2 separate regions of the Homo sapiens genome follow, and region 2 is linked to region 1. A link is a contact called in ENCODE Hi-C or POLR2A ChIA-PET data. All regions are on one chromosome and are shown on one strand. Each heading gives the region's core, a stretch centred on a gene start or an enhancer-like site at or near the end of the contact. The rest is flanking DNA. Distances are from core to core; before and after follow the strand shown. Region 1 holds the start of CACTIN (cactin, spliceosome C complex subunit). Region 2 holds the start of MPND (MPN domain containing).

Region 1 (6,540 bases), core at 1,182-3,681:
AAGATCCTGGCCAGGCGTGATGGCTCACACCTGTAATCCCAGCTACTCGGGAGGCTGAGGCCAGAGAATTGCTCCAACCTGGGAGGCAGAGTTTGCAGTGAGCTGAGATCATGCCCCTGCACTCCAGCCTGGGCGACAGAGCAAGAAAATGTCTCAAAAAAAAAAAAAAAAAAAAAGTAAGATCCTGTCTGTAAGGGAGCCGTTGGAACGTTTCAGCACAGCTGTTTTATAAACTGAACATGGAGGTGATCTCGTTGTTTTAAGTTTGTTTTTTGTTTTTTTGTTTTTTTTTTTTGAGATGGAGTCTCGCTCTGTCACCCAGGCTGGAATGCAATGGTACGATCTCAGCTCACTGCAACCTCCGCCTCCCAGGTTCAAGCAATTCTTCCTCGGCCTCCTGAGTAGCTGGGACTACAGGTGCCTGGCACTACACCCGGCTAAATTTTGTATTTTTAGTAGAGGTGGGGTTTCACCATGTTGACAAGGCTGGTCTCGAACTCCTGAACTCAGGTGATCCACCCACCTTGGCCTCTCAAAGTGCTGGGATTACAGGACTGAGCCACCGCGCCCGGCCCATGCAAGTGATCTCTTAATGTGCTGCAAGGATGCATCTGAATTTTGGGAAGCACAGGGTCAGGCCTTCGCTTTGTTTTGGGCCATCCCATCAGCATGACAACCCACATCTCAGGACCGGCAAGGTCATCATCTAGAGCGGCAGGAGATGGTCTCTTCTTCCTCTGTAAGGTTCCATCCTTGCCTTAACACCAAGCAAAGCATACAAAGCCAGCGTTTACGGGGATGTTATGAAGTTGTATTCCAAGATAAACGTTTTATTTATTTATTTATTTATTTATTTATTTATTTGAGACGGGGACTTGCTCTGTCGCCCAGGTTGGAGTGCAATGATGCGATCTCAACTCACAGGAACCTCTGCCTCCTGGGTTCAAGCGATTCTTCTGCCTCAGCCTCCCGAGTAGCTGGAATTACAAGCATGCCACCATGCCCAGCTAATTTTTGTATTTTTAGTAGAGACGGGGTTTCGCCATGTTGGACAGGCTGGTCTCGAACTCCTGACCTCAAGATCCACCTGCCACGGCCTCCCAAAGTGTTGGGATTACAGGCATGAGCCACTGCACCCCACTCAAGATAAACATTTTAATTTTCTTTTTTTTTTTGAGACGGAGTCTTGCTCTATCGCCGAGGCCATAGCGCAGTGGCACGATCTCGGCTCACTGCGACCTCCGCCTCCCAGGTTCAAGCAATTCTCCCTGCCTCAACCTCCCAAGTAGCTGGGATCACAGGTGCATGCCACCACACCCGGCTAATTTTTGTATTATTTAGTAGAGATAGGGTTTCACCATATTGGCCAGGCTGGTCTTGAACTCCCGACCTCAGGTGATCCGCCCGCCTCGGCCTCTCAAAGTGCTGGGGTTACAGGCGTGAGCCACCGTGCCCGGCCAAGATAAATATTTTAAAAGTTAGCTTAAATTACTATCATCCTCCATAAACAGGCCTTCCCAGCCCCGAGTGGTTAGAACTGCACGGGGTGGTGGTAGCAGCCACCATGGGCTAGGGGAGCTCAGGATGGGACATCAGCGTCTTCTAGGTCTCTGGCCTCCAGCCTTGCCCCTGAAGTCCGTCCTCCCACGCCAAACTTGTTTCAACAGCAAGTCCCCCAAACCCTGCTCACAACCCTCCCACGGGTCCCCAGCACCCACACCACAAAGCTGGGCAGCCTGGGTTGAGAAGGCAAGTGTTAAGAGTGACTTTCCCTCTCTGAGCCTCAGTTTCCCCGTCTCTAAAATGGGTTGATGGGGGAATACAGGGAGTTATCAAAGTTTTTGTTTTTTTTTAAAGCTTAACTCCCAAAATACATAGGTGTTCATTGGCAGGTGGTGGAGCATAACGATGACTCTCATAAGAAGGCTTTTCAGTTTCTGTCCCCGCGCCCGCCCTCTGCCCTCTGGAGCTGCCTGGCACCTAACACCTTCCCGGTTCCTCGCCTTTCGGGGACCTCGCTCCCCGGACACGCCTCTCCTCGGCCACGCCCCTGGCCACGCCAATGAAGCGCTACTTCCGACCTAGACCCGCTTCTTATTGGTCTCGCCTCGGCAGGCCCCTCCCTGCACAAGGTTCCTAGTTTGCCCTTGCCCCGCCCACAGTTTCTCAGGCCCCCTGAGGCGTGGGGACCCGCCTAGGGCTGCCTCCAGCACTGCCTGAAAGGAGACTCCGCCACCCTGGAGGCAACAATCCCACTGGAGTCAATCACGCGGTCCACATTTGCAGACGTAGTGGAAAGTCTGGGGTGTCGGAGTCCTTGCGGGCTGGGGCGACGGGATGGGTTGCTCTTTCCCGGCTCAGGCGCAAACGGGGCAGCCTGGAGAGCGCCGTGGGCGAGGAAGGCCCCCAGCGCAGGCTTCGGCTATTGGTGTTGGTGCCGCGGCCACTGGCCCAGCCGATGGGTCGGGACACACGCTCGCGCTCGCGGTCCGCGGGTCGCCGGGGCCGAAGGCGGCAGAGTCAGAGCGGGAGCCGAAGTCGGAGCAGGAGCCATGGGCGGCGAAACCGACGGCGCCGGGAGGACGAGGGACGGCGCAGACGGAGGCGGCGGAGCCGGGAGCGCAGGTGGGGTCGCTGCGGGAGCAGCGCTGGGGATCCGGCTCCTACCTCAGGAGCGCCCGACCGAGGGTTGGAGATCCCGGGGAACCGGGAAACCCCCGACTTACTCGGGGAGGGCTTCCTAGAGAAGGGGACAATTGACCACCGGTTGGAATTAACCTGGCAGCGGAAGGAAGGCGAGAGGCGTTCCAGGCAGGGGACCGGGCGGTTGGAGGGACAGCCCGGAGCCGGGTGAGCGAGGCGGCGGGGAGGTAACGAGAGATCAGATCATATCATATCGAGCCCTGTGTGCTCAGCACATTAGATCTTGGCTATTAGTCGGAGGGAAATGGAGAGTCTTGAGAGGAGTTTGGGTAGGGGAGTGACGTGGACTGACTTAACTCTGCATACTTTCTGGCTTTGAGGTGGAGAAGGGATGGAGCGGGGTAGGCAGGAGCGGCATCAGAGTAGGACGGCACAATTGTCCAGACAGTAGATGATGGCAGTCTCGATGGGAGGGAGGCTGTAGTCAACCACAGCGGGCAAAGTGCGTAGATTTCAGAGGGATTCTGGAAGTAGAGGAGACAACATTTGCTAATGGAGGTGGGCTGTGGGAGGGAAAAAGACTCGGTGTCAGCTGGCAGGACTCACAGCTGATTCCTAGTGCCTGAATCTCAGCTTCCCCATGGTCCTTTTCTTCTGGAGATGGGGCACTTGGTCGGATTTGCCTTGAGCCGGCTCCAGTACAGAGAAACCAAAATGGGGACAGGGACTGATTCCCAGACCGGGGCCCCAGTGCTGGCTCAGCCCCTTCGTGGCTGACACTCAGGCCAGTCTTGCCCCGCTCTGGGCCAAGTTCACTCATCGGTTGTTGGTTTTTTTGTTTGTTTGTTTTTGAGACGGAGTCTTGCTCTGTCGCCCAGGCTGGGGTGCAGTGGCACGATCTCGGCTGTTACCTCTGCCTCCTGGGTTCAAGCGATTCTTCAGCCTCAGCCTCCCCGGTAGCTGGGGTTACAGGTGCTTGTTGCCACACCCAGCTAATTTTTGAATTTTTTCGTAGAGCTGGGATTTCTCCATATTGGCCAGGCAGGTCTTGAACTCCTGGCCTCAAGTGATCTGCCCGCCTCGGCCTCCCAAAGTGCTGGGATTACAGGCGTGAGCCACCGCGCCTGCCCATAAGTCTTGTTAATGTCATCTTTGTGTTTTTTCGCCTACCATTTTCTGGTATTGGAATTATTCACAATAATTTGCCACTCTAGATATGTAATTAGAATTAATGTTCACGAAAATTCAGTTGAACTTGTGGCCAATATTTAAGGGCTCTGCAATGATTGGTTTCAACATAGTTTAGATTTTTTTGACATGAGCTTAATGGGTAGAGCATTTAACAAAATATTTGGCAGTTCTCTGTGTACAAAGACCCCTAAACGTGACTGAGCGCAGTGGCTCACATCTGTAATCCCAACACTTTGGGAGGCTGAGACAGGAGGCTTGCCTGAGCCCAGGAGTTCAAGACCAGCCTGGGCAACATAGCAAGACCCCTCTGTACAAAAAAATGTAAAGAGTTACCTGGGCGTGGTGGTGTGTGCCTGTAGTCCCCGCTACTCAGGAGGCTGAGGCGAGAGGATGGCTTGAGCCCAGGAGGTCAAGGCTGCAGTGAGCTCTGATCATGCACTCCAGCCTGTGTGACAGAGGGAGACTCTGTCTCTAATAAATAAAAATATAGACCTTGTCTCTAGTAGACTCTGTGTCTAGTAGACCTTGTCTCTAATAAATAAAATTAAAGGCCCCTGAACCACCCCTGAGGTTGTGCATCTTCCATTCCCTGCGCTCTACTCTGTTAACTCCTGTCCATCCTGTGGGACTAGTTCAAATACCACTTCCATCTAGGAAGCCCTCCCTTGACAGCCTAAATGTGTTCGGGTCCCCTGGTTCGTACCCTTATAATTCCTGCGCCACCAGCCCCAGCCACCTCCCTGCCCGCGCCTCCTCCCTCTCCCCCACACTCTGTCTCAGCCATACAGCCTCCTTGTTGTTCTTAGAATGTGGCAGGTCAGTGCCTGCCTCTAGGCCCTCGCTCTTGCTCTGCCTCGAGCACTCTCCCTCCGAATCCACCCATCGCTGCCTCCCCACTCCCTCCAGACCTTGGCTCAGTGTCAGCTCCTGAGAGAGCCCCTCTCTGACCTCGGCCCTGCAGCCCCAGCCCCTGTGCTCGGCATTGCTACTCTTTGTGGCTTCTGCCTCTGCCTAGTGTTGCGTGGTGTGTTTATTTGTTGATGTCTTCCTTGTTGGGGCCCACCAGAGGGTGAGCCCAGGAAGGCAGAAGCCATCGGTATTTGGGTCACTGCTGTGTCCCCAGAACCTAGAACAGTGCCTGCTCCCCCACGGGCACCCAGTAAGCATCTGTGGAGCAGATGACAGCTGCAGGCACTGAGCAGGCATCCATGGTCCTCTCCGCAGGTCAGATTCAGAGGAAGAGCGGTGGCAGCGCTCAGGGATGCGAAGCCGGAGCCCCCCGCGGCCCAAGTGGCACTCAAGAGATGGGTCCTCTCAGTCGGACTCAGGAGAGGAGCAGTCACGGGGCCAGTGGGCTCGCCGGCGACGGCGCGCACGCTCGTGGTCTCCTAGCTCCTCAGCATCCAGCTCCGCGTCTCCAGGGCGATCCCAGAGCCCCCGGGCGGCCGCGGCTGCCCTGAGCCAGCAGCAGAGCCTGCAGGAGCGGCTGCGGCTGCGGGAGGAGCGGAAGCAGCAGGAGGAGCTGATGAAGGCCTTCGAGACGCCCGAGGAGAAGCGCGCACGGCGGCTGGCCAAGAAGGAGGCCAAGGAGCGCAAGAAGCGGGAGAAGATGGGCTGGGGTGAGGAGTACATGGGCTACACCAACACCGACAACCCCTTCGGAGACAACAACCTGCTGGGCACCTTCATCTGGAATAAGGTGGGCCCCGCCGGGTGGTGGCCTCTGTCCCTGTAGCATTTCCACTGTTTCTGGAGACCCCAACACTTGAGACACTCCCAGCCTGCCCTTGATCGTGCAAGAGTTGGTTTTACACACACACGCATAAGCAAGCTTCTGCCGCTATCAGCTTTCTTTTTTGACACAGGGTCTCGCTCTGTCGCCCAGGCTGGAGTGAAGTGGTGTGATCTCGGCTCACTGCAAGCTCCACCTCCCGGGTTCATGCCATTCTCCTGCCTCAGCCTCCTGAGTAGCTGGGGCTACAGGCGCCCGCTACCACGCCCGGCTAATTTTTTGTATTTTTAGTAGAGACAGGGTTTCACCATGTTAGCCAGGATGGTCTCGATCTCCTGACCTTGTGATCCACCCGCCTTGGCCTCCCAAAGTGCTGGGATTACAGGCGTGAGCCACCACGCCCGGCCAGCTTTCTTTTTTGACTCAGGGTCTCGCTCTGTCACCCAGGCTGGAGTGCAGTGGCGTGATCGTGGCTAACTGCAGCCTTGACCTCCTGGCCTCAAGCGATCCTCCTACCTCAGCGTTTTGACTTGCTGGGACTACAGGCACCACCACCATGCCCGGCTAATTTTTTATTTTTTTGTAAAGATGGAGTCTCACTATGTTGGCCAGGCTGGTCTCGAACTCCTAAGCTCAAGTGATTTTCCCACCTCGGCCTCCCAGAGTTCTGGGATTACAGGCATGAGCCACTGCGCCCAGCCCACCGTCATTTTCTTGCCATTAACTGTGTCTCTTGCGGTGTAAGCTTCAGCCATTCTTTGCCCCGAACACCAGCCCAACCTGAAACCTATCTAGAGAGCCAGCTCTTGGCATCATGTACCCAGGACAGGGTTCCACAGTTCCAGGCGCTCTGTCGTCTGAGCTGGTTCTTTCGTTCTGCGCCTGCCATTTAGCCACCAGTCACACCAGTGGCATAAGACAACAGAACTTATCATCTCTTCGTTCTGGAGTCCAGAAGTCCAAAATCAAGGCGT
Region 2 (6,540 bases), core at 2,982-5,481, 720 kb before region 1:
AAGGGTCAAGGGTTTTTTTGCCACTGCGTCGGGCAGGTTCATGGGTTTTAAGTGCTTGTGGCTCACTGAAGCTTAAGTGAGGATTTCCTTGCAATGAGTAGAATTTCCTTTCTGTCCTTTGTCACAAGTTTAAAAACCTCACAGCTTGTATAACGTAACCATTTGTGGTCTGCTTTTAACATGGACTAGTGTTAACTCCTTCATGCAATAAACTTCGTACATAAAAAAAAGTTTATGAAAACATATCTACAGGCAGCTGGGCGCGGTGGCTCACACTTGTAATCCCAGCACTTTGGGAGGCCGAGGTGGGTGGATCACGAGGTCAGGAGATCGAGATCATCCTGGCTAACACGGTGAAACCCCGTCTCTACTAAAAATACAAAAATTATCCGGGCGTGGTGGTGGGTGCCTGTAGTCCCAGCTACTCGGGAGGCTGAGGCAGGAGAATGGCATGAACCCGGGAGGCAGAGCTTGCAGTGAGCTGAGATCGTGCCACTGTACTCCAGCCTGGGCGACAGAGCAAGACTCCGTCTTGAAAAAAAAAAAAAACATATCTACGAAAAGAAGAAAGGACATTACTCTTGATACTACAGGTGGGCCTCATCCAATCAGTTGAAGGCGATAACAGCAAAAACAGAAAAAAAAAAAAGATTCTGCCACAAGACTACAGCATCTGCTCCTGCCTCAGTTTCCTGCCTGCCCTACAGATTCCACACATGGGCACTGGTACCATCTCCATTTTGGGGTTTTGTTGTTGTTGTTTTGAAATGGAGTCTCAATCTGTTGCCAGGCTGGAATGCAGTGGTGTGATCTCAGCTCACTGCAACCTCCGCCTTGCAGGTTCAAGTGATTCTCCTGCCTCAGCCTCCCGAGTAGCTGGGACTACAGGCGTGCACCACCACGCCTGGCTAATTTTTGTCTTTTTAGTAGAGACGGGGTTTCACCATGTTGGCCAGGCTGGTCTGGATCTCTTGACCTCGTGAACCTGCCTGCTTCAGCCTCCCAAAATGCTGGGATTACAGGCATGAGCCACTGTGCCTGGCCTACCATCTCCATTTCACATAAGAAAAAAAAAACGGCCAGTGCAGTAGCTCACGCCCGCAATCCCAACACTTTGGGAAGTCCAGGTGGGAGGATTGCTGGAGGCCAGGAGTTTGAGACCAGCCTAGGCAACATGGTGAAACCTCATCTCTTCTAAAAATCCAAAAATTAGCCGGGTGTGGTGGCATGCGTCTGTAGTCCAGCTACTAGGGAGGCTGAGGTGGGAGGATCGCTTGAACCCAGGAGGTGAAGGCTGTAGTGAGCCAAGATGGGGGCACTGCACTCCAGCCTGGGCCACAGAGTGAGACCCTGTCTCAAAAAAAAAGAAAAAAACTAAGGCACACAAAGGGTCCTTGGTCAAGTTCACCCGGCTGGTGAACACTCAGGGAACATCTATTATCATAGCATTTGAAGTTCCCCCAGTGCCCCTCTGGTCCCTGCCATCATTTCCAGCCCCCTCAGCCACCCATGACACCAGCAGGTCTTTCTTCTTGTCTACATGACTTTGCGTATGCCATTCCATCCTTCTAGAAAGCTCTTCCCTTCAACTTGCTCTGACAAACTCCTGCTCATCCCTCAAAGCCCAAGCTCCCATGTCCCCTCTCTCCGCCCCAGCCCTGGAGGGATGGAGGAGGCATGTCACGTGGTAAGGGCTCCATCCGTGTTTGTATATATTACTAATACCTCCTCCGGAGAGAGCTGTGCCAGGCTGGGCACCCCTCATTCCACAGTGACCTGGGCGGCTTCCTGGAGGAGGCTGCAGCACGTACCTCATCAGCAGCCGTGGCAGGCGTGTGCAGCTGGTGCAGCCGGAGCCAGGTGGCCTTGTACTTGTCCAGTTTCTGGCCTTTGTACTTGACAGAGGCCCAGCCACAGCCCGACTTCTTGGCAGGGTTCACCAGCTTCTTGCAGTGGGTGGCCCAGGCGCTGGGTGAGTTGAAGGTCTGCCCGGTCTCCTGCCACATGATCCTTCCGTCTGGCTGCAGGTCGCCCAGGAACTTCTTCCCCTGCAGTGACAGTCAGCTGGCTGGGCCCAGGACCAACACCCACCATGCCCTCTCTCCCGGGGGGTCCTCCCCAGACCTACGCTCCCTCAGGCATGTCTTTACAGGGCTTCCAGGAACACCTCTCAGGCCGGCTGCAGGGCCTCCTCAGTGCCTGGGAGTCCACACCCACAAACCTGATCAGCCTGCACCAAGCTGCCTGGCAGATATCTGCACCCCGCCCACCATGACCAAGAAACCCCTAAGATCGGGGATAGGGTCTGTCTGTCTTGATCACTGCTGTGTCTCCAGGATGCAACACTCAGCAGTTGCTCCATTCAGAAACTCCCATTCAGAAGGGGAATAATGTGCTACCATTCACAAATCAAACAATAATGACAACAGTAATAGTAATAATACAGGGCTGGGTGCAGTGGTTCACGCCTGTAATCCCAGCACTTTGGGAGGCTGAGGCGGGCGGATCACCTGAGGTCAGGAGTTTGAGACCAGCCTGGCCAACATGGTGAAACCCCATCTCTACTAAAAATATAAAAATTAGCCAGGCGTGGTGGCGGGTGCCTGTAATCCCAGCTACTCAAGAGGCTAAGGCAGGAGAATTGCTTGAACCGGGAGGCAGAGGTTGCAGTGAGCCGAGATCATGCTACTGCATTCCAGCCTGGGCAACAGCGCGAGACTCTGTCTCAAAAAAAAAAAAAAAAAAAAAAAAAGGCCGGGCATGGTGGCTCACGCCTATAATCCCAGCACTTTGGGAGCTGAGGCAGGCGGACCACGAGGTCAGGAGTTCAAGACCAGCCTGGCCAATATAGTGAAACCCCGTCTCTACTAAAACTGCAAAAAAAAAAAATTAGCCAGGCGTGGTGGCGCATACCTGTAGTCCCAGCTACTCGGGAGGCTGAGGCAGAAAATCGCTTGAACCGGGAGGCAGAGGTTGCAGTGAGCCGAGATCGAGCAACTGCATTCCAGCCTGGGCAAAAAAGCGAGACTCTGTCTCAAAAAAAAAAAAAAAAAAAAAGTACTAATACCTACCACAGATAAAGTGCTTACCATGTGGCAGGCGCCTGCTGAGGGCTTTATTCATTTAACCATCCCCTAATTTTCCCATGGTGGGGAAATATTCCATTTCACGGCTGGGAAACCACAGGAAGGCCGGGGTGTTGCCCATCTGACCCTGCGCGGGTGGTGGCTCCTCTCTGAGCCTCAGCTTCTCCTTTGTGGGATGGGGTGTTTGGTAATCTACGTCCTCCCCACCAGAAGGACCCATCTGTGCCTCAGATTCCTCTCTCCACATGGGGCTTGTCCCGTAAAAAGAGCTCCGGGCCTCAGTGTCCCCTCCACGGGAGCTCCTCCTGCAGGAAAGGAGCTCTGGGCCTCAGTTTCCCCTCCCCACACTGGGGCTTGTCCTAAAGCAAGGGAGCTCTCCAGGCCTCAGTCTCCCTTCCTCACACCGGGGCTCTTCCTGCCGCCAAGGGAGCTCCGGGCCTCAGTCTCCCCTCTTCATGTCGGGGCTCTTCCTGCAGCCAAGAGAGCTCCGAGCCTCAGTTTCCCCTCCTCACACTGGAGCTCTTCCTGCAGTCAACGGAGCCCCGGGCCTCAGTTTCCCCTCGCCACACCGGGGCTCGTCTCTCAGCAAGGGAGCTCCGGGCCTCAGTGTCCCCTCCCTACACTGAAGCTTGTCCTGCAGCAAGGGAACTCCAGGCCTCAGTTTCCCCTTCCTGCCCGAGCCGCGATGGGACGAGGGAGGCGGGGTGCTCACCAGGTAGTAGATGGACAGCACCCCGGCGCCAGGCTCCAGCAGCGCGTCTTTGAGGAGCACCCGCAGTGTGACCGCGCGCCTGGTGAGCGCGCCCCCGGGCCCGCCGCAGCCCCCCGCCCCGGCCCCGCCGCCGCCGCCTCCTCCGCTGACGCTACTGCCGCCGCCGCCACTGCGTCCACCGCCCGCTCCCGCATTCGGCCGCTCAGGGTCCTCGGCCTCCGCTTCGTCCTCGTCCTCCTCCGGCGCCTCCTCGCCCGCACCGCCCGCCGGGGACAGCGGCTCCGGAGCTGCGGACAGCGAGAGGCTGCAGGGAGGCCGCTCGCCCCACGGCTCTGCAGCCCCGCGCCCCTGCAGCCCCGCGCCCCGCGCCTCCGCCCCGCTGGGCCCGCCGTACCTGCCATGGCCGCGCCTCCCCGCGCCCGGAGCTCTAGACTCCGGCTTCCCGGCACGTCACGCGGCCCCGCCCCGGGGAGGGGAGGGGCGCCCCAACCATTGGCCGTCGCCGGGGTCGGGGGAAGGGCTCGGCGCGCTGGGGTGGGCGGAGAAACTGAGGCCTCGGGGATGCCCACGCGGGAGAGAGATCGGGAACTCAGCCCTCTGGGAACATTCGGGAAACTGAGGCGTGACGGGGTGTTGACCGGGAGCTCATTGGTGCGAATGGGGAAACTGAGGCCTCGCTGTCCAGGGATAGAGGTTGCAAGGTGGAAGCCTGGGGCGGGTGCGCGAGTGGCTCAGCCTGCTGCAAGGAGAGGAGAAGGTGAGACCTGCGGTCACCGCACTTGAGGAACTCAGAGGCCTCGGCCTTTAGGACCAGGGGAGAAACTCAGGTCCAGGGGAACAATGCGGACTCCAATAGGGAACAGCCTCGCGCAGACACAGGTGGAGCCAAAGAGCCCAAGCCGGCCTCAGTCGCTAAAGAATTAACTCCCACCCTCCCGGGCGGCCCTCGACTGATTCCATGATTGGACCGTTGCGGAGCCCGCCAGCCAATGATAAGAGTCCCATTTATTTCACCCTCAACCAATCGATAGCAAGCTACTGGATTCCCGCACCAACCAATCCGTGTCAACTATCTGATTACACCAACTCGGATTTGACCAATGGGCAGACGTCCATGTAAACCAATCAGTAGAAACCCTTAGTTATGAGCGCAAACCATCAGAGGCAGGGACTGGACTCACCAGCCAATCAGCTCCGGGTATAAGGCCAGCCGAGTCCGGCCCTCCATACCCTTGGGCGGAGCAGGAGGCAGGGCCGGGCTCGTTGCGCGCCTGATCAGTGCAGCCCCGGCCTTTGTCCCCTACCCTGTTTCTGCAACTACATCCCCGACCCTGTCCTGGGACCTTCGTCCCGGAGCCCAGGCTCTGGGATTTCCCTCAGTCCCTGGCAGGGTTGAAAGTCCGGGATGGGGACTTCCTAAAGCTCCGGGACGCCGTGGGATGGGCTCAAGTGCGGGTGGCTTTGCCCAGACCGCAGTCGGGAAGTGGGAACTGGACAGTAGGGGTGCGGGGGAGGCTCTCCAGGGTGCTCGGGAATGTTCTCAGGAAGAAGACTTGACATAGAGCAAGAGCTGGGTACATGTGAACTATTGTTGTCCAGCCCAGGCACCCTTTAGGGGCCCCACCCTGACTGTCCAGCCAACAACGGGCATCCCCAAGGCCTGCAGACTCAGCATAGCCCAAACCGGCCTCAGTTTATTTCCCCAACTCCTTACGCACTTTCTCTTTGGCTTTTTTTCCGTCCCCTGCCTTCCAAAACCCTGAGCCACACCTCCAGCCTCTTGCACCCAAATCCTGGCCATCGCAGTGAGTCTCAGGCCTCCAAACTCATGCCCCACCCTGTCGGTCTTCCACCATTGCCCCAGAGGGCTCTTTCTAAAATGCACCTATTACCACCTCCCTCCCATATTATTATTTTGTTTTCTTTTCTTTTCTTTTTTCTTTTTTTTTTTTTTTTTTTTTTTTTTTTTTTGAGACGGAGTCTCGCTCTGTCACCCAGGCCGGAGTGTAGTGGCAAGATCTTGGCTCGCTACAACCTCTGCCTACCAGGTTCAAGCGATTCTCCTGCCTCAGCCTCCCAATTAGCTGGGACTGCAGATGCACATCACCACACCCAGCTAATTTTTGTATTTTTAGTAGAGAAGGGGTTTCACCATGTTTGCCAGGCTGGTCTCGAACTCCCAACCTCAGGTGATCCACCTGCCTCAGCCTCCCAAAGTGCTGGGATTACAGGTGTGAGCCACTGCGCCCAGCCTATTTTCTTTTCTTTTCGAGACAGGGCCTTGCTCTATCTCCCAGGCTGGAGTGCATTGGTGTAATCATGGCTCACTGCAGCCTTGGCCTCCTGGACTCAAATGATCCTCTTGCCTCAGCCTCCAGAGTAGCTGAGACAACAGGCGTGACCAGCATGCCTGGCTAATTTTTAATTTTCTTGTAAAAGAAGGGGATCTCACTATGTTGCCCATGCTGGTCTCCAAGTCCTGGCCTTAAGCAATCTTCCCACTTGGGCTCCCAAAGTGTTTGGATTACAGGCGTGAGCCACCGCACCCTGCCCTCCTCTCATGCTGTAAATCCTTCTGTCGCTCCACATTGCCTTAGACAAATACAATAAAAACTAACCACCCTGGCTGGGCACAGTGGCTCACGCCTGTAATCCCAGCACTTTGGGATCACTTGAGGTCAGAAGCTGAAGACCAGCCTGACCAACATGGTGAAACCCCATCTCTAATAAAAACAAAAAAAT

What was found. Hi-C counts contacts between places; a loop is a spot of excess contacts on that map. ChIA-PET counts read pairs that join two places held with the same protein, here RNA polymerase II (POLR2A). Pooled maps may share reads with other maps.
Region 2: a map of HepG2 shows a loop between it and region 1 (16-fold over the local background). The contact joins the promoter of MPND here to the promoter of CACTIN in region 1. A Hi-C loop is called at or near these places in 1 of 168 maps with a recorded cell type or tissue (HepG2), 1 of 37 single-sample maps with no recorded cell type and 7 of 50 pooled maps. POLR2A ChIA-PET finds 5 or more read pairs at or near these places in 2 of 52 experiments (GM12878 and activated T-cell).

The regions. Positions count from the first base shown.
Region 1 is chr19:3,622,681-3,629,220 of GRCh38, reverse strand. CACTIN (cactin, spliceosome C complex subunit) reads left to right here and starts at 2,431. Exons shown (of 10, transcript NM_001080543.2): 1 at 2,431-2,625; 2 at 5,059-5,533. The coding sequence starts at 2,459. RefSeq lists enhancers at 2,098-2,467, 2,357-2,918, 2,919-3,480, 3,481-4,042, 4,269-4,768 and 1 more.
Region 2 is chr19:4,341,253-4,347,792 of GRCh38, reverse strand. MPND (MPN domain containing) reads right to left here and starts at 4,231. Exons shown (of 13, transcript NM_001300862.2): 1 at 4,193-4,231; 2 at 3,799-4,085; 3 at 1,812-2,048. The coding sequence starts at 4,199. It also overlaps the pseudogene EIF1P6. RefSeq lists a silencer at 4,090-4,379 and enhancers at 4,448-5,179, 5,200-5,319.